3 separate regions of the Homo sapiens genome follow, and all the other regions are linked to region 1. A link is a loop called in an ENCODE intact Hi-C map of the cell type or tissue named here. Cell type or tissue: heart left ventricle. All regions are shown on one strand. Region 1 has its middle 110 kb from the start of EGLN3. Region 2 overlaps LOC102724945 (a long non-coding RNA gene). Region 3 overlaps EGLN3-AS1 (EGLN3 antisense RNA 1).

Region 1 (8,000 bases):
GATATGGTTATTGGGACTGGAATTCTGCCTATCACAGGATCTCTCTCCATATTCTTTTGTATGGTTTATTTTACTTATGTTGGTTTCATTGTACAGAATTTTCTGCTCTCGTGGAGAGAAGTCTTCCAGGAACAAGTCTCCTTCCCCGATTGGTATTGTATCCAGATTTGGTCATTATTGCTCTGAAGCTTAGAAACAGGGTTCATGGGAAGATTTTTACCTCCCTACCCTGGCCTTCTTATGCCTTCTACTGCTTTCTCTCAGGGAAAAGAGTAAGCAGGTATAATATAGAGATCTCACAAACAACTCAAAATCCCCACGGATAATGTGAAATTATCCCCAGAGAAGGTGAATCATGCAAGAAGATGTTTTTATTGAAAGCATCCCAAGCAGGAGTAGTTTTTGCCCTAAGGGAGATCATAGAAGAGGTTCCGCCCCCAAGGTGTTGTAAGCACTTGTGGTGCCGACTGTCAAATTGATACGTCCTCTTCTTTCAGAGAAAAACCAACTGCTTATCTCTTCCCCTCTGTGGCTTAACCAAGTGCCTGCAGGCCAAAGCAGCAAGCTTCTTGACCTTTCCCCACACTCCTGCAAGGAAGGACTTAACTTCTCAACCCTACCTTTTCAATAAGAAAAAGGTTTGAGGTTAAGGCAAGCAGCAGGGTTTTTATAAAAGATGATTTTGTCTCCACACTCACTCCTGGCCCTTTTCCACACACCTGCCCCTTCCCTGCCCCTCGCCCTGGTACTTCCGGCTCTTTCGCTGCCTGCCTCCTGCTTTGCTGGATAGTGTTCATTTTCACCCATCCCCCAGGCCTTCTGCCATCCCTCCCTGGGCCTGCCTCCAACACTCTCCTTAGTCCACGATATAGAGGTTTTCTGAAAGCAGAAGCCCTTTGCACTAAGACATAAACGGTGCCAAATCACCCCCACAAGATTGAAAGAGAACACTTTCAAAGAGAAGGAAAAACAAAGGGAAAGGAACACAGCAGGGCCACCAAAAGATACAAACCAGTTGAATTTCTGTAAGAGAAAACCAAATCTCCAAACCAGCTGAATTTCCGTAATAGAAAACCAAATCTCCACATCAAGGATGAATCCGACCTTGGGTGGGGAGGAATCTAGACCTAACACAGGCAACTAAGAGGAGGTACTGACTGTGACGTAAAGACCACATTCCTGAAGCAGCAGCTCCAGGGATACCCGAGCTATAGAGCTGGCATAGCAACAACGTCTTTCCAGACTATCAGTGAAAAAAGTAGTTGTCCTCGAGGATAGCCCAGTTTTTATGAATGTGGATCAGATGGGCCTGGGTTTGAATCCTAGTGCTATTACTTAGTGACCACATGATCCCTGTCAAGTCGCTTATGTGCTATATGCCTCAGCTTCTCGCTTTTGTGCTATATGCCTCAGCTGATAAGATGGGGGTAATAAGCGTTGCACTGTGTCACAGTTACTATTGTGAGGATCATATTGGATCTATGGCCTGTGATGTAATCAGCACGACACCTGGCATGTAATAAATGCTCAGTAAGTATTGTTCTTGCTGTTAAACTCTGTTGATCTGGGAGCAAGTAGCCCCAGGCATAATATTCCCCAACTTTGCCCTCCTGGCTCACTTAAATGTAACCAGACTGGGTTCTTTGATTTTAACTTGTGAGAGAGAAAAGAATTTTTTCCCTAAAGTTTCTGAAACTTAAACATTAAAATACTCACTTGAGGAGGAATGGGGTGATTTGCTCAAAAAGTACAAAGTTTCAGGTAGACAGGATGAATTACTATTGTACAGTCACCATGCTGTCCAATAATCTTCAGATTAGTTATTCAGATTATATATTTAATAAGTGTATTAAACACTTGAAAATTGCTAACAGATCTTAAATGTTCTCACCCCAAAAAATACTATGTGAGATGATAGATATGTTAATTAGCTTGTCTGTGGCAATATTTCACAATGTATACATATATTAAAACATTATGTTGTACACTACAAATATATACAATTAGTCAATTATACCTCAATAAAACTGAAAAAATAGTCACTTGAGGCAAGAGCTATGGAAATGTATCTGCCCCCAGATTCGGGTCTCCTAAGTAGTTTTTTTGGGGGATCAAATTCCATAGAAGCATACTGGCAACTCGACCTAGAGGAAAGCCTGGGCTTTTTTTCTACATTTGTGTAACTGATGTCTGAAGAACGTCAGAACAAACAATCAGGAACATTATAGGAACTGCCTTCCTGAAACTGCAGCAAGCCAGATCAAGTAATGAGCTCATTTGGAAACCCTAGAGACACAGTTTCAAGAAGAGAAGCATACAGAGACTAAAGGGGCCATTTTTAAGTAAAAGATAAATAACATTTTTAAGAAAATTGTTTATTTGGAAAGACTTCAAGCCTACAGTCAGTTAGTAAGATGCTAATTGTTTCTTCTGTAATAATTCCCTTAACCCTAAACTATGGTCAAGACCTTTAAAGAAAGCTTCTGCATTAAGTCAGACTCCATTTCATAAACACACGTACTAGCTCTTTTGACAAAGAATCTGGCAGGAAGTCATGAGCTCTGTTTCCCAGCTGAGGTCAAAAGTCACCAGATATGAAGCAGATTATAGAGAACAAAGGTAAGTCCCAAATTAAATTCTATCCATAGCTTGACTCCTAGAGGTCAAACCTCTAGAGCAGGTCTTAAAATTTAGTGTGCCTAGGAAATGACTTGAGATGCTTGAATTTGGGAGCCATATGTTCAGGGTTTCTTGCTTTGCTTTGCTTTGCTTTGCTTTTCTCTTTTTTTGAGTCGGGGTCTCACTTTGTCACCCAGGCTGAAGTGCAGTGGTGCAGTCATGGCTCACTGCAGCCTCAATCTTCCAGGCTAAGGTGAACCTCCCACCTCAGCCGCACAAGTAGCTGGAACCACACGCATGCGCCACCATGCCTGGCTAATTTTTGTATTTTTGGTAGAGGTACAGTTTTGTCATGTTGCCTAGGCTAGTCTCAAACTCCTGAGCTCAAGCGAACCGCCAGCCTAGGCCTCCCAAAGTGCTGAGATTAAAGGCGTGAGCCACTGCGCCGAGCCAGTTTTTTTCTATTGATTCATAATAATTGTACATATTTATGGGGTACACAGTGGTGTTTTGATACAATGTACAGTGATCAGATCAGGGCAATTAGCATATCCATCATCTCAAACATTTTTCATTTCTTTGTGTTAGGACACATTTCATTCTTATTCATTCAGCAAAGATTTATTGAATGGCTTATGTGTTGGGTGTGGGGATACCAACAAGACCCCTATCTTCACCAAAGCTTATTGTCCAATGGGGCACATGAACAATAATCAGACAATTACAATGCAACACCGGCTAAACGCAACACTGTCATCAGAGACGATTCTCACTTACTCTTCAAAGATCTTCCCAGAAATCAGGGAGTTAAGCCAAAGAAACATGAGAACCAACATCTGTTGGACAATCGTGAGGTGCCAGGCCATTTGTACACACTTGCCCATTTAATCCCCAGGCAGGTAATGTTATCCCCCTTTCCCAGGGGAAGAAACTGTCCGCGTACAAAGGTGGGCTACTCTGGGCCTGGAGTCCAGGTCTTTCTGCCTCCAAAGCCCATGTTCAGATCCACGGGATCCGGCTCACAGTGATAACGACTGCATTCAAGGCTGTATGGCTATGAAATGGCACTGGAGTTTGGGTCACCTGGGTTTTCCAATTGATCATACATTACTGTAGAAGATGGAGAGAGAAACTAATGAATGAAAATAATACAGAAATGCACATAAGAAAATCCTTTGGACAGAGCCATTGTGAAGTGCAAGGAAACTCCCCTTCCACGGCCCTGCGTGGGGTTTCGTGGATACCCCTCGGGTCGAGGGAGATCTTGGCCACTAGAGGGCAGAGTGTACATTGAACAATCACAGCAAAAATCCCAAAGCCCGTTATGAGAAAGAGACCTAATGCTGCATGCTTCATTAACTATTCCAGTGCTGGTAAATATCTGCTGCCCTCCTGTGCAGACAAGGAGCAGATAAAAAATTTTAATGCTAGAATATGACACCTAATCACTGCATTTCGGAACACAATGTGGGGGAGGACTCTTCTGATTGTCTCCATCCATTTCCAGTATTCTTAGAATTATAAGCTGCACACAGTTCAATTAACCCTAAGATTGACGAGGAAAGCCTTCTCCAGTATACTATAAACTTTCCCAATAGCATGAAGCACACAGTGAGTTTAAAAAAGTAAAGAGTTGGCCCTTATTGCCGATGTAACAGCAATAGCCAGACAATAGCCACAGTAATAGCAATAACAGGGAGTTTGGAATGGGCATAGGGTTCATTCCTGGGTCTATTTCTTACCAACTGTCACTTTTTGGGCCAAATTATTTAACCTCTATGAACCCCAGTTTCCTCAGGTATAAATAAAACCTACCCAATAAGTTTGTTGTGAGGCTTAAATTATTAAATACAAATTCTTAGCATAGTCATCAGTCGCTACTGGTAGCTGCTTCATTATGATAATTCATTATTAATAGTAATAGAGTTTTAGCTCCACATTGATATCACAGACATTAAAGCCTCTCCAAAGGCTGTCTTGCCTTCCTGTTGTCACAAAGCCCCTGCACCGTACTCATCATCTCCTCTTTCTTGTTGTAAATGAAGACATTTCCCTCCTCATCAGACAAAGGCCAGTTCTTCCATCTGCAGCCTGGAGGCTCCATCTTCCCACCTTCTTGGGAACTTGACGCTTTCAGTCATCATTTGTCATGTGTGGCTCCTGAGTCTTTACCTTCTCCCTCTTCCTTGCCTCCTTCCATTCTCACATTTAAACATGTTCTAGTCTCTTCTATCTTAAAAGCAAAAACAAGTAAACAAACCCTAACCTCTCCCACTCCCCACAGATGCCTTGAGCTACAGCCTCTATCTCTCCTCACTTTGCAATGAAACTTCTCAGCAGAGCTCCCTGCAAGCCAGTCCCGTTTCCTCCTGTCTACCCACTTCTTAGCTCATTCCAATGTCATTCCGTCTGCCTGCCCTCACAGTGCCTCACATGGCCACGCTACCTCCAGTCTAAGCTCTTCAGTTCTCTTCTTACTTGACCTCTTGGCAGCTTTGCCACAGGTGACCTTCTGAGAACACTGCTGTCCCTCAGGCCCAGGAACACCAAACTATTCCTCAGTGTCTGGGGCTGACTCTGCCATCTTGCCCTAGCCTATTGATGCTGGAATCTTCCAGGCTCTGTCTCAGGCCCTCTTCTTTTCTTATTCTACCCCCTTCTTAGGTGCTTTTGTCTATTCCCACAGATCCAGCTCCATCTCCAAACCCATGTTCCTGGATATCACCCCTGAATGTCTCGTAGGCACCTCAAGCTCGATATGAACCAAACTAAATTACCTCCTCACTTCCTGCACCTCCTCCTGCTGCACACACAGTGAACCCAGCTCTTCAGCAGTCTCTCACTGTGAAATTTGCATCCCCATGCAGCCAGGTATTTAAGTCAAATTTGGCAAACGCTCTTAATATTTTCATTTATTTTATTCCTCACATCAAATCAATTGTGATTCCTGTCCACTCTGTCTACTAGATTTTTCTTCAGATCTTTTCCTTTTTTTCTTCCCACTGTCCCCCACCATCAATCTAAGCTACCACCATCTTTTGCCTGCCCCTCTCCATTCCAGCAGAGAAATATTTCTAAATGTTGGTTTTACCCATGTCATATCCCACATTTAAAATCCTGCGCTAATATAGTTCTTTGGGTAAAATCCAGAATCCTCAAAGACTCCTAAACTTGTCATCTTTATCTGGCCCTGTGCTACCTCTCCAGCCTCGTCTCACACCACTCTTGCCTTTCCTTCTCAAAAACCCATGTTTGAAAGTGGGTAAACTAATTGAGGCTCTGTGGTGTGCCAGGCGGCATGGGGATTTCAAAACTGTATCAGTCACCATATCTGCCCGTATCAAGGAACTTACAGTCACGGGGGAAGAAGGACCCAGCTATGACGATTAGTATAAAGTAAAATGTGATAAATAGCATTAAAAATGTACACACGGGGGAGTTCAGAGGAGGAGGTGAGTGGAAATGCAATGCACGGGGAAGGCTGCAGAGATGTGATCTGTGCATGCACCATGTAAGATGAGGAGGCCTGGGCTGTTCCCAGATGGCATGGGAAGACCAAGAGTTTAGAGAAGAATGAATGAAAGTAGGCACATCAGCTATGTCAGGCTGATCAGGAGAGAAATGGTATCAAGAAAGAAGTGTGTGTTCAATGTCAACCACTGCAGACACCCAGAAAACATAGGCACTTAAATTTGACAACCAGAGGTCATTATAGATCTTTGAGAAAGTAGTTTGTATAAGTGGGTAATGGTTGAAGCCAAAAGACGATGGAAAAAGCGGCTCATGAGAACATGAAGACTGACTGTAATATTCCATTACTTCAAGAAGGTTGGTAACAAGGGAAAAAACCATGGCAAGAAGCAGCTTGAGAATTTAGTATTAATCATCATAGCTAGGACCAGGCAGGCAAATTCCCAACTGGGGTTGGGTTAGGTCAAAACAGAATCTCACACCATAGACACTTGGCAGGAAGCCAGGGAAAGGAAGGCATTTAAAAAGGAGTTGAGGCAGGGGGTGGGTGCTGTTTACATCCTGGGTTCACCTGGTGAATCAGTCCCCAGTCCCTGGGAGCAGCCCTAGGGGCCAACAGGAGGCAGGGGCACCCAGCCCTGCTCTCAGCACTAGCTGTAAAAAGTGCAGAACAATGGAAGCTGGTTGTAAAACTTAAGCAGATCAGACACTATAAAATACTTTGTAATGCACCATTGAGGCGACCAAATAAGAGGCTTGAATAAATTTATATTCCAATTGCTAAACATTACAGTCAATTTAAAAACCCACAAAAGTTTTGCTGAACAACTGTATAAATAATAGATCTGTCGCATTGTACAGTACCTAATAGACTGAGACATAAAACAATTGCAGCTAACTCCCTCTCACCTGTTAAATCATCTCGAAATAGATCTGCTAGCTCAACTCTCTATTTTTTTTCCTTTCAAAAAACACTGTAAGGTAATTCTCAGGTTAATGTGAATTGTATTTATTATTTATTTGCATTTTTTTCCCCTCAAAACAGAAAGCACTAGAAGCTGACAGGGCCAGAAATGTATTGTATCTGAGCCTGCCTTCCTCCCTGGAAGCTCTCCGTCCAACTTTTGGGATGTTTCTCTTCCATTGAGCTATAGTAGAATTATCAGTTGGTGGCTATTTTGTAGAAGTTGAAATCAACGTGCACACACAGTCACACAATAATACACATGCATGCACACATACCTGTATGGGTGTGTGTGCGCACACATATGTGCACAGAGAAGCAATGCAACTTAAAGAATAAGAAAGTAGGCCAAGAGCTAAAGAAAGCAAATTCTGTGTTTCTGTCATAAACATGCTGTGAGAGTGTGGGCAGACTCCCTTTCCCACTGCTTCTGGGTTCCCATCCCAAAATCATTTGATTAGCTACCGATTGCAAAACACACACTGAAACAGTACAGACATGAGGAAGAATAATCTTTCCCTCAGGTATGCATCCACATTTACAACTCAGGAGTTGAACAGCAGAGCAGAAACAAAACCCAAAAAACAACCAAACAGAAAACAATGCTTTTGCAATTCTCACAACCAACTGTAATATCGAAACAATAATTATCCCCCCTTTTCAGACACGGTAACTGGGATATAAACAGGTTAAGGAATTTGCTCAATATCATCTAGCTAATAAGTGGCAGCCCTGGGATTTTAACTCAGATTTCCCTGAGCATGCCATATAGAAGACAGCTGTAGTGCAGACAACTCAGGAACAGATAGGAAACTAACTCCCTTTTCCCGTAATCTATTTGAGGAAGATGGTTCCGAGCTGGGAAGGGGCTGCAGGTGGGTTACCTGTCTGTGTCTCCTACTCAGTATTAGAAACTCGGGTAGGGGAGCTTCATCTTTCCATTCCC
Region 2 (8,000 bases), 190 kb after region 1:
TCACCCATCATCCAGGCACTTCACATCTCAAGAACCATCACCTATACAGGCATACCTTAGAGATACTGTTCAATTCCAGCCATTGCAATAAAGTGACTATCACAATAAAGTAAGTCACACAAATATTTTGGTTTCCCAATATATATATAATTTATGTTTATACTATACTGTAGTCTATTAAGAATGCAATAGTGTCTGGCCAACATGGTGAAACCCCGTCTCTACTAAAAATACAAAAATTAGCTGGGCATGGTGGCATGGTGCTGGGCACCTGTGATCCCACCTACTTAGGAGGCTGAGGCGGAAGAAGCACTTGAACTCAGGAGACGTAGGTTGCAGTGAGCAGAGATCATTCCACTGCACTCCAGCCTGGGCAACAGAACAAGACTCCATCTCAAAAAAAAAAAAAGAATGCAATAGCATTATGCCTAAAAAAAAAATGTATATACTTTAACTAAAAAACACTTTATTGCTAAAAAATGTTAACAATCATCTGAGCCTTCAGCAAGCCATAATCTTTTTGCTGGTGGAGGGTCTTGCCTCGATGTTGATAGGTGCTGACCAATCAGGCTGGTGGTTGCCAAAGGTTGGGGTGATTGTGGCAATTTCTTAAAATAAGACAACAATGAAGTTGCAACAACAATGGACTCTTCCTTTCATGAGAGATTTTTCTATAGCATGCAATGCTGTTTGATAACATTTTACCGACAGCAGAATTTCTTTCAAAATTAGAGTTAATCCTCTCAAACCCTGCTGCTGCTTTATCAGCTAAGCTTACGGAATACTCTAAAACCTTTGTGGTCATTTTAACAATGTTTCTAGCACCTTAATAAGGAGCACATGCCATATCAAGAAATCACTTTCAGTTGGGCATGGTGGCTCCCACCTGTAATCCCAGCACTTTGGGAGGCCAAGGTGGGTGGGTTGCTTGAGCCCAGTTCAAGACCAGCCTGGGCAATGTGGTGAAACTCTGTCTCCACAAAAAATACAAAAATTAGCCGGGTGTGGTGGCACATGCCTGTAGTCCCTGCTACTTGAGAGGTTGAGATGGGAGGATCACCTGAGCCTGAGCTGGGGAAGTGGAGGTTGCAGTGGGGTAAGATCAAGCCACTGCACTCCGGCCTGGGTGAAAAAGCAAGACCCTGTCTTGAAAAAAAAGAAAGAAAAGAAAAAAGAAAAGAAAAGAAAAGGAGGGGAAGGGGGAGGGGAGGGGGAGGAGGAAGGGGAAGGGAGGGGGAGGAGAGGAGGAAGAGGAGGGGGAGGAGAGAGGAGGAGGGGGAGGAGAGGGGAGGAGGAGGGGGAGGAGAGGGGAGGAGGAGGGAGAGGGGAGGGGAAGGGGGAAGAAGGGGAGGGGGAGGGAAGGGGGAAGGGGAAGAGGGGATGGGGAGGGGAGGGAGAGGGGGAGGGAGGAAGAAGGGGAGGGGGAGGGAAGGGGGAGGGGAAGGGGAGGGGAGGGGGAAGAAGGGGAGGGGGGAAGAAAGGGAGGAGAGGAGGAAGAAGGGAGGGGGGAAGAAGGGGAGGGGGAGGGGGAAGAAGGGAGGGGGAAGAAGGGGAGGGGGAAGAAGGGGAGGGGGAGGGAAGGGGAGGGGAGCGGAAGGGAGGAGAGGGGAGGGGAGGGAAGGGAGAAATAGGACCTTGCTCTCAATTAGGCTTTAGCTTAAGGGAATGTTGTGACTGGTTTGTTCTTTCATCCAGACCATTCAAACTTTCTCCATATCAGCAACAAGTCTGTTTTACTTTCTTATAATTTATGTGTTCACTGGAGTAGTACTTTTAATTTCTTTCCAGAATTTTTCTTTTGCAATCACAAGTTAACTAACTGTTTGGTGCAAGAGACCTAGCTTTCAGCCTATCTTAGCTTTTGACATGCCTCCCTCACTAAGCACTGTCATCTCTAACTTTTAATTTAAAGTGAGAGACACGTGACTCTTCCCTTCACTTGTACACTTAGAGGCGATTGTAGGGTTATTCATTGGCTCAGTTTTAAGAAGCCAAAAGAAGGCTTTTGGCCTTCTGGGTGTATCTCCACTCATTTGGACATGCATTATGTCTCACTGTTTTTCTTTCATTCATCCATCTTAGTAACCATTATTGAGCACCTAGTGTGTACAGGCTCACGCGGGAGACACAGTAATGAACAAAATAAACATGGCTCCTGTCCTCTGGGAGTTATACTCTTGAGGGCAGACAAATGATAAACAATCAGACAAATAGCTGCATCATTACAGAGTCATGATACATGCTTTCTGAGAGTACAGGACAGCATGAAGGAACATAACAGGCCGATCTAATGAAGGACACTTGTGCAACAGCATTTGTCGGGCCATCTGTCCTGAATGCTTGGCCCGGTGGGTGCTACAGCCACAACATGCTTCTCATAGTTGCCTTCCAGGTCTGGTGAGGATTCCTTAAAAGAAAAGCAGCTGTCATTCAGGGTTTGCCTCAGAAAGAAATCAGGATTGGCATCCTCCTTCGTTTGCTTTGATTTGTAGAGTTTGAAGAGACTTCAAGAAGCCAGATCACCTGCCTCACAACTCTGGGGCATCATTCACATCACAGTCTATGAATGGAGCTTCCAGAATTGCACACACAGCCAGTTAATGACAAACCCTGAAATTTTAAGTTAAAGTTTTAATTTGATGGAAGGATAATTGAGCGACTGTGACCCTACAGAACATTTGTTACCACTCCTCTCCCATTCTGCCTTTAAAATGACATTGGCAGAGATTTCAACTATCCTCAATAACTCTCTTCGGGAAGCGTGAAAATCACTCTAATGAATTCCATACTTCCATGCTTTGCTTTGTAGTGGTGGGCACTGGCCTGAATGGAAACCTTTCGTCTGGTGGCTTAACCATTCCACTATAAAGGAAGGAAGGCAAGAGGAGAAAACAAGGAGGCAAGGAAGGAAAGAAAAGAAAGAAAAGGAGATGGAGAAAAAGAAAGAGAATGAGAAGGAGGAGGAGAGGCTGAGGTGGGAAGATCACTTGAGGCCAAAGTTCAAGACCAGCCTGGGCAACATAGCAAGACCTCATCTCTACAAAAAATAAAAAATTAGCCAGGCATGATGGTATGCACCTATAGTCCTAGCTACTCAGGAGGCTGAGGCAGGAGAATCGCTTGAGCCCAGTAATTAGAATGCAACAAGGTAGAATTGTGCCACTATGCTCCAGCCTGGGCAACAGGGTAGGACCCTGTTTAAAAAAAAAAAAAAAAATAGAGGAAGGGACAAAAAAGAGGAGAAATAAAAATAAAACAAATATTTAATGCATTATTTTACATTAATGTAAACAAATCCATGATGAACAAACTATCAAAATGTTCAATGAAGACAGGCTCAATATCACTGATTTTTCCTTTTGTCTGAGGTTCCAGTATGGCTCAGCATGACACGGACACCCACATTCATTTATGGGAGCGTGCTGGCTTTGTTTGTTCTTACTAAGATTTGAGAATCCGTGGGCCCAGGTGAATATCTGGAGCTGGTGTGTAGTAGCTAGCGAGAGCCTATTCAATGCAACTCTTTCCAACTCCATGTTAAGAACATGATATTGATATCAAACATGGTGAGAGTGTTTAATCAGGGAAATTGGCTAAGGCTACAAATTAGGGGCTTCCTCCCCAACCCCCCACCCCCCAACATCGCCACCCCCAGATTGCTGGTTTACCAACATCTGCCTACTGGAAGGCTTACTTACTCTCTGTTTAGGAACAAACACCAGTGAGGGCAGGTTTTAGTTAAAGCTGTCTCTACTATGGGTACAATCGACATTTGGGCCTGGCTAATTCTTTGTTATGGAGGCTGCCCTGTGCCTTGTAGGATGTTTAGCAGCTCCCCTGGCTTCTACCTTCTAGATGCTGATAACACACTCTTGTTACCCCAATGGTGACAACCGAAAGTCCGCAAACACTGCCAAATGTTCCAGGGGGTGAGGAGGGGCTGGGAAGGGGATGGCAATTTGTTTGGTTCGAGAAGGGACAGCCCCAAACTGAAGAAGCCAGAATGCTGTGCAAAGACAGCAGTTACTTTCTGCGCTTTCCAGCACAAGGAGGCAGCGGTTGTAGCCTGCTGACCTTGGAATGATCCCACTGGGAGGTGGGGTTGGGGAGGTGGGGGAAGTACTTTCCCAGTTCCTTGGTGGAGGTTTGTCAAGCTTCTCTTTGCCTGAGGATTGGCCTCCTTAGACAAACAAACATTTGGTTAGTTTGACGGGTAATCCAAATTATGATTAGAAACAGATTACCTAGCTCGAGACTTGTTTGGCGGGGAACAAAACCACCCACACAGATCCCTAATCACTTTCCAGGAAGAGGCCTCTCTTTAACTGGGATTGGGGACAAAAGCCTTTTCTTGAACTTTTAATCTTTTCATATATTCTTAGATCCTTGTGCCTCTCCTTGAAAAAAGGAGGCAGCCTCTAGCCAAGTTGAGTCTCTGAGCATACTCCACTGCCAGTGCAGGGTCAGGCTATAGTGAGTGTACAAAGGGTGGTCACCTGCAATCAGAACTTGCATGCTAGATTTCCGATTTTCTAATCACCAAGATTTTGAATGAAATATAAAATGAAATAATCTTTGAGACAGCATTCAAACTTTTTTTTTTTTTTTTTGAGACAGCGTCTCGCTCTGTCGCCCAGGCTGGAGTGCAGTGGCGCAATCTCTGCTCACTGCAATCTCCGCCTCCCAGGTTCAACTGCTTCTCCTGCCTCCGCTTCCCGAGTAGCTGGGATTACAGGCATGCACCACCACACCCACCTAATTTGTGTATTTTTAGTAGAGACAGGGTTTCACCATGTTGGCCAGGATGGTCTCAATCTCCTGTCCTTGTGATCTGCCCACCTCAGCCTCACAAAGTGCTGGGATTACAGGCGTGAGCCACTGTGCCCGGCCAGCATTCAACTATTTTTAAAGAATATTTAATTTACCATGTTTAAAAACAGTTTGCAATAAATTTTCAGCCACTCCGTCCTATGTCATACTCACATATGCACACACACACACCCACACACCCACACACACACACACACACACTCATTTTGGCAGCAGCTATAGCCAGATGGTATCTTCATCCTGGATGCCTTTTGATTCCCAACACACAGCTGTTGAGTCAGCCCTCATGTTTTCCAGCTGTTGTTTGCAGAATTAGAAGCTGGACAACTGAGGGAGAAGAGACAAAGCTGGGCTAAGTGAAAGAGGACAGAACCAATGTGTCCCTTTTTTGGAATCTCAAAGATCCAAGGACTGTGTTGGCAGAATCAGGACTGGTCATTTAGGCACCAGAAAACACTCATCCACCTGCTGTCACCCATGCAACCAGAAACCAAGCCTTTCTTTAGGTGGTTAAGGAAACTAAACAACTTGCCATTTCATCTAGTATCCATGGGATGACCACTCCCAAATCTCTATCTTTAGCCTTACCACATACTTGAGCTCCAGATCTGAATTTCCAGTGCCTATTGGTCAGGTGCAGATGTACATCCTGCCAGCCCCTCAAATGCAATGTGATCTACATAGGGATCACCATTCCCAGCCTAGCAGCCCCTCTTCTGGGGCTCCCCCTCTCCGTGGTATCCCTCCCTGTCCACACAGGGGCTTGAAGCCTTGTGTCACCTTCAAAGCCACCTTCTCCACTCCGATACCCACTCTCTCATATCTGCCTCTTATTTTCATTTCTACGGAAACAATTCTCTCTCCCGCCTAAATGACTGCACCATTCTGGCACCAGTCACTCTGTCTCACCCAGACACTGTTTCCTAAATAGCTCAAACATTGCCTCCTGCTTGTCAAACATCAGTGGCTCTTCTTGACCTATAATGCTCCTAAACAAGTCTTTCAAGGGCAGCTATGGTTTACCTGCAACCCCATTTTGCTATTATCATCTGTCCTTGGGTCCTTCCCTGTCTTCCAGCCCTTACAAATTACTTGTCTAAGGTATAAAATGGCAAACACACCCTACCCTTGCTAAAGCTACTTCCTCATCCCTTTTTCTGACTATTAACATTAGTCCTAGATCAAATGCTGCCTCCTTACCCTGGAAAACCTGTTTCCTCTTCGTTCCCGTGATACTTTGTAATACATAATACATATTTTAATAGGCTTTATTCTTTAGAGCTATTTACATCTCACATATACATTTTATGCTCTAGCCAGTCCTCCCCCTGGACTGAGGGAGGAGGCACAATACCTACATCTACTAGTTAATTGCTTGGGAAATAGTTGTTGAATGAAAACCAATTCCTAGAAAAAGACAGCCCAATGAGACAGGTGAGATCAGGATAAGATTAACTTCAGGGGCAAGTGTATCCAAAGCATAATATATAATAACAGGGGTGTGTGGGGAGGTGGGAAGGACAGGGGCAGAACCACACCCCCTTTTTGGCATTGAGAAAAGGGAGGAGGCCCACCCCACATTAAATCTGCAATTCCCTCAGGGATCCACCACCTTCATCTATGGGAAGGATGGCAACCAAGCAATGTCCCAATGACTGTGCCAGCACAGAGGACAACCTGAACACTCCCCCAGAGCTGAGGGTTCAGAAACCAACCCCCCGGAAGTTGGCTGTGCCAAGCACACACTACTAAGCTTTGCTCCAAAGAGTCCCTTAAATGTGGCAACTTGATACTAAATCTTCCCTTAGTGCTGATCACCTATTTAAACTGTGGTTCTTCTACTTGAAATGATCTTTTTTCAAAAAGCCTCAGAGGACTACTGATTAATTACAAGGAAAACACACTTCCTAACCCAAAAGTTACTTTAAAAGGTGTCGACCCTGTTGAAATGACTAGAAAAACTGAAAAGGTGGAGAGGCCAATGCATTATTATTTTTTTAAACTCATATTCAAATCTTACTTGTTGAGCACCTACCCTATTCACAGAAGTTACTGGATCTGTCACATGTCACACGAGGTAAGTGGTGTTATCTCCTTTTCAGAAACGAGAAAACTGAGATTCAGGAGCATGTATGTGAGTTTACTTTGTCTCTTAATTAGCTCATAAGTTTTTTGAAGTGAGCCCATGTGTACTCAAACCTATAGTGTCTTCCACAGTGTCAAAGAATGCTACATGTTCGACAGATACTTACTGAGCCTCAAAAGTAAGATGTCCTACCTTTTTACGGAAGACATGTCTTTGGTAATTTTTCTCCTTCTATACACCAGAAGCCACCTCCTCTCGCCTCTCAGAACCCCCACGTGGCAGCCAGGAGAATGAGCCCCCAGCCTTCCATCCACAAGGAGTGCGTAATTAACAGAGCGCCTCAGGTGCTGAGCTCCGGAAGCCCAGGGCCAGGTCCCACCTCCTATGGGCTCCCAACCTTCAGTTGACTTTGTCTGGCCTAAAGTCCTCCACGGCCTTGCCAAACTTTCCTCAGACTGCAGAGGAAGGTATAAAGCACTCCACCCAGGCTGGGTGCGGTGGCTCATGCCTGTAATCCCAGCACTTTGGGAGGCTGAGGCGGGCAGATCAACTGAGCTCAGGAGTTCGAGACCAGCCTAGCCAACATGGCAAAACCCCATCTCTACTAAAAATACAAAAATTAGCCAGGTATGGTGGTGTGTGGCTGTAGTCCCAGCTACTCAGGAGGCTGAGGCAGGAGAATCATTTGCACCTGGAAGGCAGAGGTTGCAATGAACTGAGATCACTCCACTCAACTGCAGCCTGGGCAATGAGTGAGACTTCGTCTCAAGGAAAAAAAAAAAAAACACAACACTCCACTCAGCCTTCCTTTCTTCACTCTAGGATCAGACTTACAGTGTGACGACTGTTTTACCTTCCTTTAGCTCCCTTGCCACTTTCTCGTAGACTTTCACACTACTAAAATCCTGCCATGTTTGATCTTGTCTTGATGTCTGCTTCTTGGGGGACTGGGGACTAACATGCCCCAGTTTTTGCTTGAATAAATAATCTGTAATCTTCATTCCCTTAAGAATATTTAGCAAACACCTATTATGTGCTGGGAATACAGGGGTGAACAACAAAAGCATCTGTGCCCTCATCAGTA
Region 3 (8,000 bases), 210 kb after region 1:
CCGCTGTTGGGTAGAAGAAGGCAGGGAGAGAAGACAGAGTAGGTAAAGAGCATTTCCATTTCTGACTGGCTTTCCCCATGGCACCCTCCTGTCAATAAGGATCAGGGGACCAAGCACAGAATGTATCACTGCCCCTGCACTCTTTCTCCATCATGGGGTCATCACAGTCGCCTCTCATCTGCCTGACCTCAGGATTTTCCCTGCAGAGTCCTGAAGACTTTACCAGGGGCCAGGCAACCCAAGAAACAGTTTACCAAGCCAAAGGTCAGTGAGTGATTTTGCTCATGCTCTCACATTCTCTCCATCGTTCTCTCTCTCTCTCACACACACACACGCATACACACACACACACACACACACACACACACACTCCCCTAATCCTCTGTGGCTCCAAACACAGGCTCAAAATTATTCCTGTCAACCTTTGTGAGGTCAGGCACTTCCTAAGCAGATGCTGCTAATTCTATCATATCCTTCAGCTGTCGGCAATGACGTTGCCTAGCCTATTTCCTTTTTGGTCTGCTTTTATAGCACTCTTACTTGAATATCAAATAGCTTTTTGTACCAAGGCAGCCAAGTTGAACGTCTAGTTTAAAACAGACAATTTTGGGGGTGGGGGAATAATTTTGTATAAACATAATAGCCTTAGGCAAGTCTCCTTCTTCCAACCAGAGGCTGTTGTGGTGCAGTGAAAGAGCACTGGACACGGAGGGGGAGATGTGGGCCCCATTTCAATAGCTGCTACAAACTCTGCCTTTTGGGCCTAATTCTGTGAGCATCAGTTCCTTCACCTGTGATATCACTGACACGGACATGGGAGCAATTGCTAAAGTCATTGCCAAGAGTAGATTTAAAAGCACATGAAACACTAGAAGTCTTTTCTTCTGTGGCCTCCAGTATCTCACATGCTCCTAGTTTCCTTTAGTCTCACCGCCTGGTCCTCCTCAGTCTCTTTGCTGGTTCCTCTCCTCTCCCCAACCTCTGAATATTGGGCTCAACCCTTGGACTTCTGCTTTCCTTCTCTCCTTGCTCCACTGGTGATCTTATCCAGTAGCATGGGTTTTAATATCATCTGTAGGCTGATGACTCCCACATTCACATCTCCAGCCCAGGATTCTCTGAATTCCAAGCTCATACTTCTACCAGCCTATTCATCATCTCAACTTGGGTGCCAAATATGCACCTCAAACTATACATTCTAAACCTGCTCGCCTGCAGTCTTTCCTAGTTTAGCTCATGGCAATTTCATCCTTCTGGTTGATTGGATCCAAAATCATAGAGTCATTCATGACTCATCTCTTTCATACCTCCCATCCTTCCATTCCATCACCAACTTTGAGTTCTATCTTCAAAAGATAATGTAAATTAGACTGTTTTTGCATCACCAACTACTGCCCTGAGGCAAGACAACATGAAATCTCACCTAGATTCTTGCTGGAGTTTCCTAAGTGGTATCCTTGGTTCTGCCCTCACTCCCTTCCACTCTCCTCGGTCTGTTTTCAAACAGCAGATGCAGTGATCGTGTTAAACTACACATTAGATCATGTCACTCCTCTCCTCAAAACCCTCCAATTTCTACCCATCACATTCAAGGAAATTACTGTTATGTATCACTTACTATAAAATGAGGATCACGATAATACCTACTTCATAGAGTTGTTGTGAGGATTTAAAAAGTCAGTATATGTGGACGGGCGCGGTGGCTCACGCCTGTAATCCCAGCACTTTGGGAGGCCGAGGCGGGCGGATCACGAGGTCAGGAGATCAAGACCATCTTGGCTAACATGGTGAAACCCCGTCTCTACTAAAAAGACAAAAAAATTAGCCGGGTGTGGTGGTGGGCGCCTGTAGTCCCAGCTACTCGGGAGGCTGAGGCAGGAGAATGGCGTGAACCCAGAAGGCGGAGCTTGCAGTGATCCGAGATGGCGCCACTGCACTCCAGCCTGGGGCGACAGAGCGAGACTCCGTCTCAAAAAAAAAAAAAGACTTTGGAGGTATGCACTATTATACCCATTTTACAGTTGAGGAAACTGCATTACAGAGAGATTAAATAAATAAGCTCCCCAAAGTCACATAGCTAGGGAATGGTAGAACCAGGCTTCTGCTGCAGGCACTTGGCCTCCATGCCCTGTTCTTTCGCTACACTGCCTCATCAGTAAGCCTTCTTCCAGGACACGCTCTACATGCTGAATAGTACCCCCATCATATGGAGGGAAAATTAATTTACTTGACCAATTCCTCACAAAGTCCTCTGATCATTCCAAGGGCTCTAACTTAAGCTAACAAATTCATTTACTCAACAAATACTATTGAACGACAAGGTACTAGGCATTGAAGACACACCAATGAACAACCAAAAAATGGACACAAAGTTCTGTCTTCATGGAGTTTACATTCTGTTAAAAGTACTTTTTATAATGGAAGCATCACTAGAGACCTGACTTGCCTACTGAGTAATTGCTTTTCTCTGCCGAGGTGAACAGGCTCAGCTTCATTCATTTGGCGCATCTTGTGGCCAAAGCACTTGGCTAACATCTGTGGGAGGAACAGAAATGATTCAGACATGGACTTTGCTCAGGGAAGGTTGTATATTACGATGTGCCTGGGTATCTCAGCAGCAGTACTTGTTGAACATGTTCCTGGGTCTGTCCTGTGCTCTCTCATTTAACATCTAAGCTCCCTAAGGGGGAAGAACATTCTTGTGGTTTCCTTTTTCTCTGCCCACAGAGCCTAGAAGAGTGCTTTAAATACTTTGGCTTTGCAGTTTATGTTCTTTATTGAGTACCAACTTTTAGAAAGATTCCTCAAAAATCTATTTGGCCATAAATTTTGCTCCCCACTCTTCTGTCTTTGATACCACATTTATTCCATCAGCAGACAAAAGAGAACTAAGACTATAAGAGCTACCTCTTATAATTGTTAATATTTTCATTGTCCTTTCCCTAATTAATTTTAACTATTTTAACCATTTAGCCACTTGGATGGAGGAACCCTGGTAGTCTACGGAATAGTCACGTCAAAGACTGATTGCCCCCCACCACCCCCAGCCAACACACACACACTTTAAACCCTTCAGTGATTTCTCACTGTTCTTAGGAAAAACAGCCAAATCTTCAGCAAGGTCTCCAATGTACAAGGTTCTGAGTGGCCTGGCTGTGCCTGCCCCTCGGCCTTTCCCCGCAGCGTCATGAGTCATCTTGCTCTGGGCACTGCAACCACAGGGCCTGTTTGTGGATTCCAAACACTCCTGGTCCATCCTGCTGCAGGGCATTTGCATGTGCAGTTCCTGCTTCCTAGAAAGCCTTTTCTTCTTCATCCTTTAGACTCAACTCAATCATTACTTCCTTAGACAAGCCTTCACTGGCCCCGGGGCCCCGACTCCACCCAGCATCATATCTTCTCATAGCATCAGCACCTCTCCTTCAGGCCCCTCTTCAGCTGTTCCTTCATCCCAGGTGTAATTTTACTTGTGTAGGTGGAAATATGTTATTAATGTATTTCTCCTCCACTATGCTTCATGAGTACAAAGACCATTTCTGATTTTTCTCACCATTGTATATCCAGAGCTGGGCACAGTGCTTGAAACTAAAAAAAAAACAAAAAATTACTCACTCAACAACCATATAATGAGCACCTTCTGTGTGCCTGGCCCTGTTCTAAGCCCTGGGAATACAACAGTGAAAAGCCAAAGTCCCTGCCTTCCTGGAGCTTATATTCTAGTTTTGGATAAGAGACAATAAACAAATAAGCAAGATGACTGCAAGGAAGGGTAAGTGTTATGGAGAAAGTACTTCTGAAGGGAACAGGATGTGAGCACTGGGGACAGGGTAGGATAGTATCTCAGATAATGGTCAGGAAAGGCCTTTACAGGGATCTGGCATATGAGCCGAGTCCTGGGTACTCTGAAGGGGGGACTGAATTTTATTGCAAAAGTTAGGACAGTCCCAGGCAAATCAGGACAGTTGATCACCTTGTTGATCATAGTATGCTGCCTGCTTCAGCCACTCACCCAGAAAATGATTCTCTCACACCTTCTAAATTTCATTTCCAGAAACACTCCTTCATGAGAATTAACACAGCTTAGAACACAGTAAATGCTTTGTAATGATGAGGAGACTTCCCAGGAATCCACACCCACTAACTTTAGGAGCAGTCCTGCCTTTGGGATTCCCAGTCAAAACCAGGCCCTCTCCTGCAACCCTCCCACTCTCAGAGTCCCATACTTGGATTTCCATGTGGATGGAATCCACCCAGCAGGAAAAGCTCATTTCCTCCCTCCATCTGGCTCACTCTCCCAGCCTGGAATCTTCCCCCACAATATCCCTTGGCAGACTCCTCTTCTGCACTCCCTCCTGGCTGGCTCAACTTCCGGCCAGTTCCACCCAATAATAAACTACCTGTAATGAACCACAGAGCAGCAGATCCCTCCAGTGGTCCTCCTGCTCCTTGGGGCACACACTTGAGCAGGCCCTGCTTCAACAATTGGCAGCTGCCCGCTTGGCGCAAGCACTCACACAAATTCTTCCTTACTCTCATTAGTCTAAACTAGGTCTTTATTTAATGGATTTAGAAACAGTTCACTGGCTAACCTGATTTTTTGTTTCATCTCCAGTCAAATTCCCAAGCCACTGTTGAAAGCTTCCCTTTTTATCTTCGCCCCTTTCCCAGCCCCAACTCTCCCCTCACCAACTGTATGAGCAACATTAGCACCTACGTCATTGAGATATTAGAAGGATTTAACCGAATTAATATACACAAAGCACCTAGAACAGTCACCAGCACACAGTAGCCCTTCACGTGAATGTATTCAATGAATGAAATGCTAGCCCTTATTATTGTCCCTGAGATCTGAGAGTCATTTGTGCCTTGATAGTAAGTAGCTGCCTGCTATGATTTTATTTGAAGAGACAAATTATCCTGTTGCCCAAATGCTCCCCCAGCAAACTTAAAAGTCCTGCAACCAGCATCTGTATTTAAAAAGAGCACGTGAGGTCAGGCACGGTGGCTCAAGCCTGATTTCCTAGCACTTTGGGAGGCTGAGGCTGGTGGATTACTTGAGGCCAAGAGTTCAAGACCAGTCTGGGCAACATGGTGAAACCCCATCTCTACTAAAAATACATAAATTAGCCAGGCTTGGTGGTGCATGCCTGTAATCCCAGCTACTTGGGAGGCTGAGGCACAAGAATTACTCGAACTGAGATTGTGCCACTGCACTCCAGTCTGGGTGACAGAGCAAGATTCTGTCTCAAAAAAAAAAAAAAAAAAAAGAAAGAAAGAAAGAAAAAGAAAAGAAAAGAAAAAAAAAAAAGCACATGAGAAGGATGGGAAACATTACAACAATTTCCCATTTTTCTCCCCAGAAGAGTTTATTAGATTAAATAGAAGTAGAATACTAAGGACTATAGCTGGATGGGGAGGACAGAGTTTGAGGCTTGTTTAGAAAAGAAGGTCAGAAGCTCTCACTGTAAGGAGGGGAGGCATCATGAGAGCATTGGACTCTTGACGGGGTGAAGGGAGTAAAGCTGAGGGCATGGAGAAGTGGAAGGGGTGTGGAGAGGAGCGATTACAAAGACAAAATTCAGCTAAGTTAATGGAGCCAGGTCCTTTCCTAAAGCCACATCTTCCCTCCCCAACTCTGCCCCAATCAAGACTAGACTACATACTGCAGGCATCCTACTCAAGAGAAAAGAGCCTGGATTTTCAAGCCACCATAAACTCAGAGCAACTCCCAGTCCTACCATTTACCAGTTGACTAAGTTCATTGACCCTTCTGAACCATGGATTCCTCTTCTATAAAAACAAAACAGAAACAAAAACTCTCAAAACAAAGTTGTGAGGATTCAGTAAGATAAGGCAGGTGATAGGCCAGCTAAGTGCCCAGCTTCTAGGAGGTGCTCAGATCGCTTAGTTTTTCAGCCAGCTTTCTGACCTCACACTAAGTCCACAGCCTCTTGCGCTTTTTCCTATCTAGTTTTTACATGTAATTTATTACATTCAATTCAATTCAACAGAGATTTTATAGAATGCCAAGCACTAAACTCTGGGGATACCAGAGGATCAGGTCCCCTTGCTCCCCATGGCCCCCCAAAACTTGTAGCCTATATAGGAGACTAAAGATTAAATATGCAGTTACAAATGAACAATGAACATTCCAATAAGGGAAATACAGGAGCTGTCAGAACACAGCTCTCACATTACACAATAGATGTAAAATGAGCTCTATGTCATTTATGCTAAATGTCAAGACACAGGAATTAAGCACTTCCACAATAAAAATCTAGGTGGATACCTCAGTAGAGCAGATTTTTATGTTGGTGGTAGTTTCCAAAGTTAGCACATAACTGAAAGCAGTCACTTGAAAAAAAATCCCTTAAATTATCCATAAAATAGTGTATACATGGTTTTCGTGTACAAGTATGCATTGCTGTGTGTATGTAAATACGTAATAATCTACACAACAGATAATTGACAAAGAATAAATATGCAAAATATAAGTTTACAGATTTTACTACACAGAAGAAACCAAAAGTGAAATTAGAAAAAGTTTGCAAAATCAATGTTCTAAAAACTTCCAGTGGAAATGCATGTTTTGTTTTGATAACAAATTCTAAAGGGCCAGGACACAGCTGCAAGGCCAAGCACATTCACACTCTTCAACCACCCTGGGCTTTTTAAAAGTGTGAATAAAGGCAGTAGCTTCAGAAAATCATTCTTTGGTTCTCTTAGTTGTTAGACTTCTGTAGGAGCCTGTCAATCTTACAGAGTATTAATAGAAAGAAAATTACCACCCCACCCCACCCCCCCCCCCCGCAAAAAAAACCTTATTGCCTTTTATTTTTGGACAGGTTATGGAATCACAAAATCTCAAGGTTGTAAGGGAACCGAAAGAGCACTGGTCCAACCTGTCATCATATGTTTCAATCCCTCCCAAGGGATCAAACAGTCTCTACTTAGATATTTCCAGTAGCTAGAAACTACCCCTTCCATCTTAGAACACCTCCAGCAGTAATTTAAATGCACAATTGCTTCAAAAATTTAATACATCAAAATTATGTGTTGCAGGAAGATCTTCCTGGCAGGGATTCACTTTAAAAGTATTATGAAGAATTTACTCTGCAATATTCTTAGTGTATAAAAGGGTCATACAGACTAATAAGAAAATCGCTAAGATCTCAATAGATAAGAAAAAATGTAAATCATCACATTTGTATTTAAAAGTTCAGTCAGCTGGGCGCAGTGGCTCACTCCTGTAATCTCAGCACTTTGGGAGGCCGAGGTGGGCGGATCACCTGAGGTCGCGAGTTTGAGACCAGCCTGACCAACATGGAGAAACCCCATCTCTACTGAAAATACAAAATTAGCTGAGTGTGGTGGTGTGTGCCTGTAATCCCAGCTATTTGGGAGGCTGAGGCAGGAGAATCACTTGAACCCAGGGGGCAGAGATTGTGGTGAGCCGAGATTGTACCATCGCACTCCAGCCTGGGCAACGAGAGTAGAACTCTGTCTCAAAAAAGAAAAGGTCAGTCTACCTAATTTAATAGGCAAAAAATTATCCCACATTTTAATCCATTAAATAACAAAGGTCAAGACACATTGCACCAAAAAAGCAGTGAGATATAAACTGATGGTAGAACTGTAGATTGCTACAACTTTTATGTATTTCATTTTGGCAATATTCATTTGTCAAAGAATAAGCCTAGAGGTTTGTTGTCGTTGTTGTTGTTTCATCACAGCTGAGTCTACTAATTTACCAGGCAAGGGAACACAAACCAAAACAGAAATTTGCAATGTATCCCTGTTAGGGAAATGTCAGGGGTTGCTTTTTAAGTGCTGGAGAGAAGTGCCTGATGATTATTCTAGTTAAGCATTGACAACTAGCATTCTAGACAGTCAGTCATTTAAACAAGTGTCACTGTCTGTGGTCAGGAAAGAGTTTTCAATCAGGTCCTGTGTGTGGGTGGGGCCCGGGGGGGTTCCTTAAAGTTAATGGTCAGCTTTAG

Evidence for each region. Hi-C counts contacts between places; a loop is a spot of excess contacts. Peaks named below come from ENCODE experiments on the same cell type or tissue, not always from the same donor. Only the 100,000 strongest peaks of a DNase experiment are listed, where the experiment ranks them.
Region 2: it touches region 1 in a loop (2.7-fold over the local background); 9 of 110 quality-filtered maps call a loop at or near these places.
Region 3: it touches region 1 in a loop (4-fold over the local background); 2 of 110 quality-filtered maps call a loop at or near these places.

What each region holds. Positions count from the first base shown.
Region 1 is chr14:33,835,907-33,843,906 of GRCh38, forward strand. No RefSeq gene overlaps it. Among named protein-coding and RNA genes, the nearest start is that of EGLN3, 110 kb to the right of the region's middle. RefSeq lists a silencer at 3,697-3,991. In heart left ventricle, a CTCF peak has its summit at 3,874 (motif pointing right); a DNase peak (open chromatin) is centred at 3,865.
Region 2 is chr14:34,025,978-34,033,977 of GRCh38, forward strand. The region is part of intron 5 of LOC102724945 (a long non-coding RNA gene); the gene reads right to left. Among named protein-coding and RNA genes, the nearest start is that of EGLN3-AS1, 10 kb to the right of the region's middle. In heart left ventricle, no CTCF peak of the experiment used is centred here; a DNase peak (open chromatin) is centred at 4,054; H3K27ac peaks cover 1,847 bases.
Region 3 is chr14:34,049,563-34,057,562 of GRCh38, forward strand. All of the region lies in intron 2 of EGLN3-AS1 (EGLN3 antisense RNA 1), which reads left to right. The region is part of intron 5 of LOC102724945 (a long non-coding RNA gene); the gene reads right to left. Among named protein-coding and RNA genes, the nearest start is that of EGLN3-AS1, 14 kb to the left of the region's middle. RefSeq lists an enhancer at 5,722-5,771. In heart left ventricle, no CTCF peak of the experiment used is centred here; a DNase peak (open chromatin) is centred at 4,422; H3K27ac peaks cover 959 bases.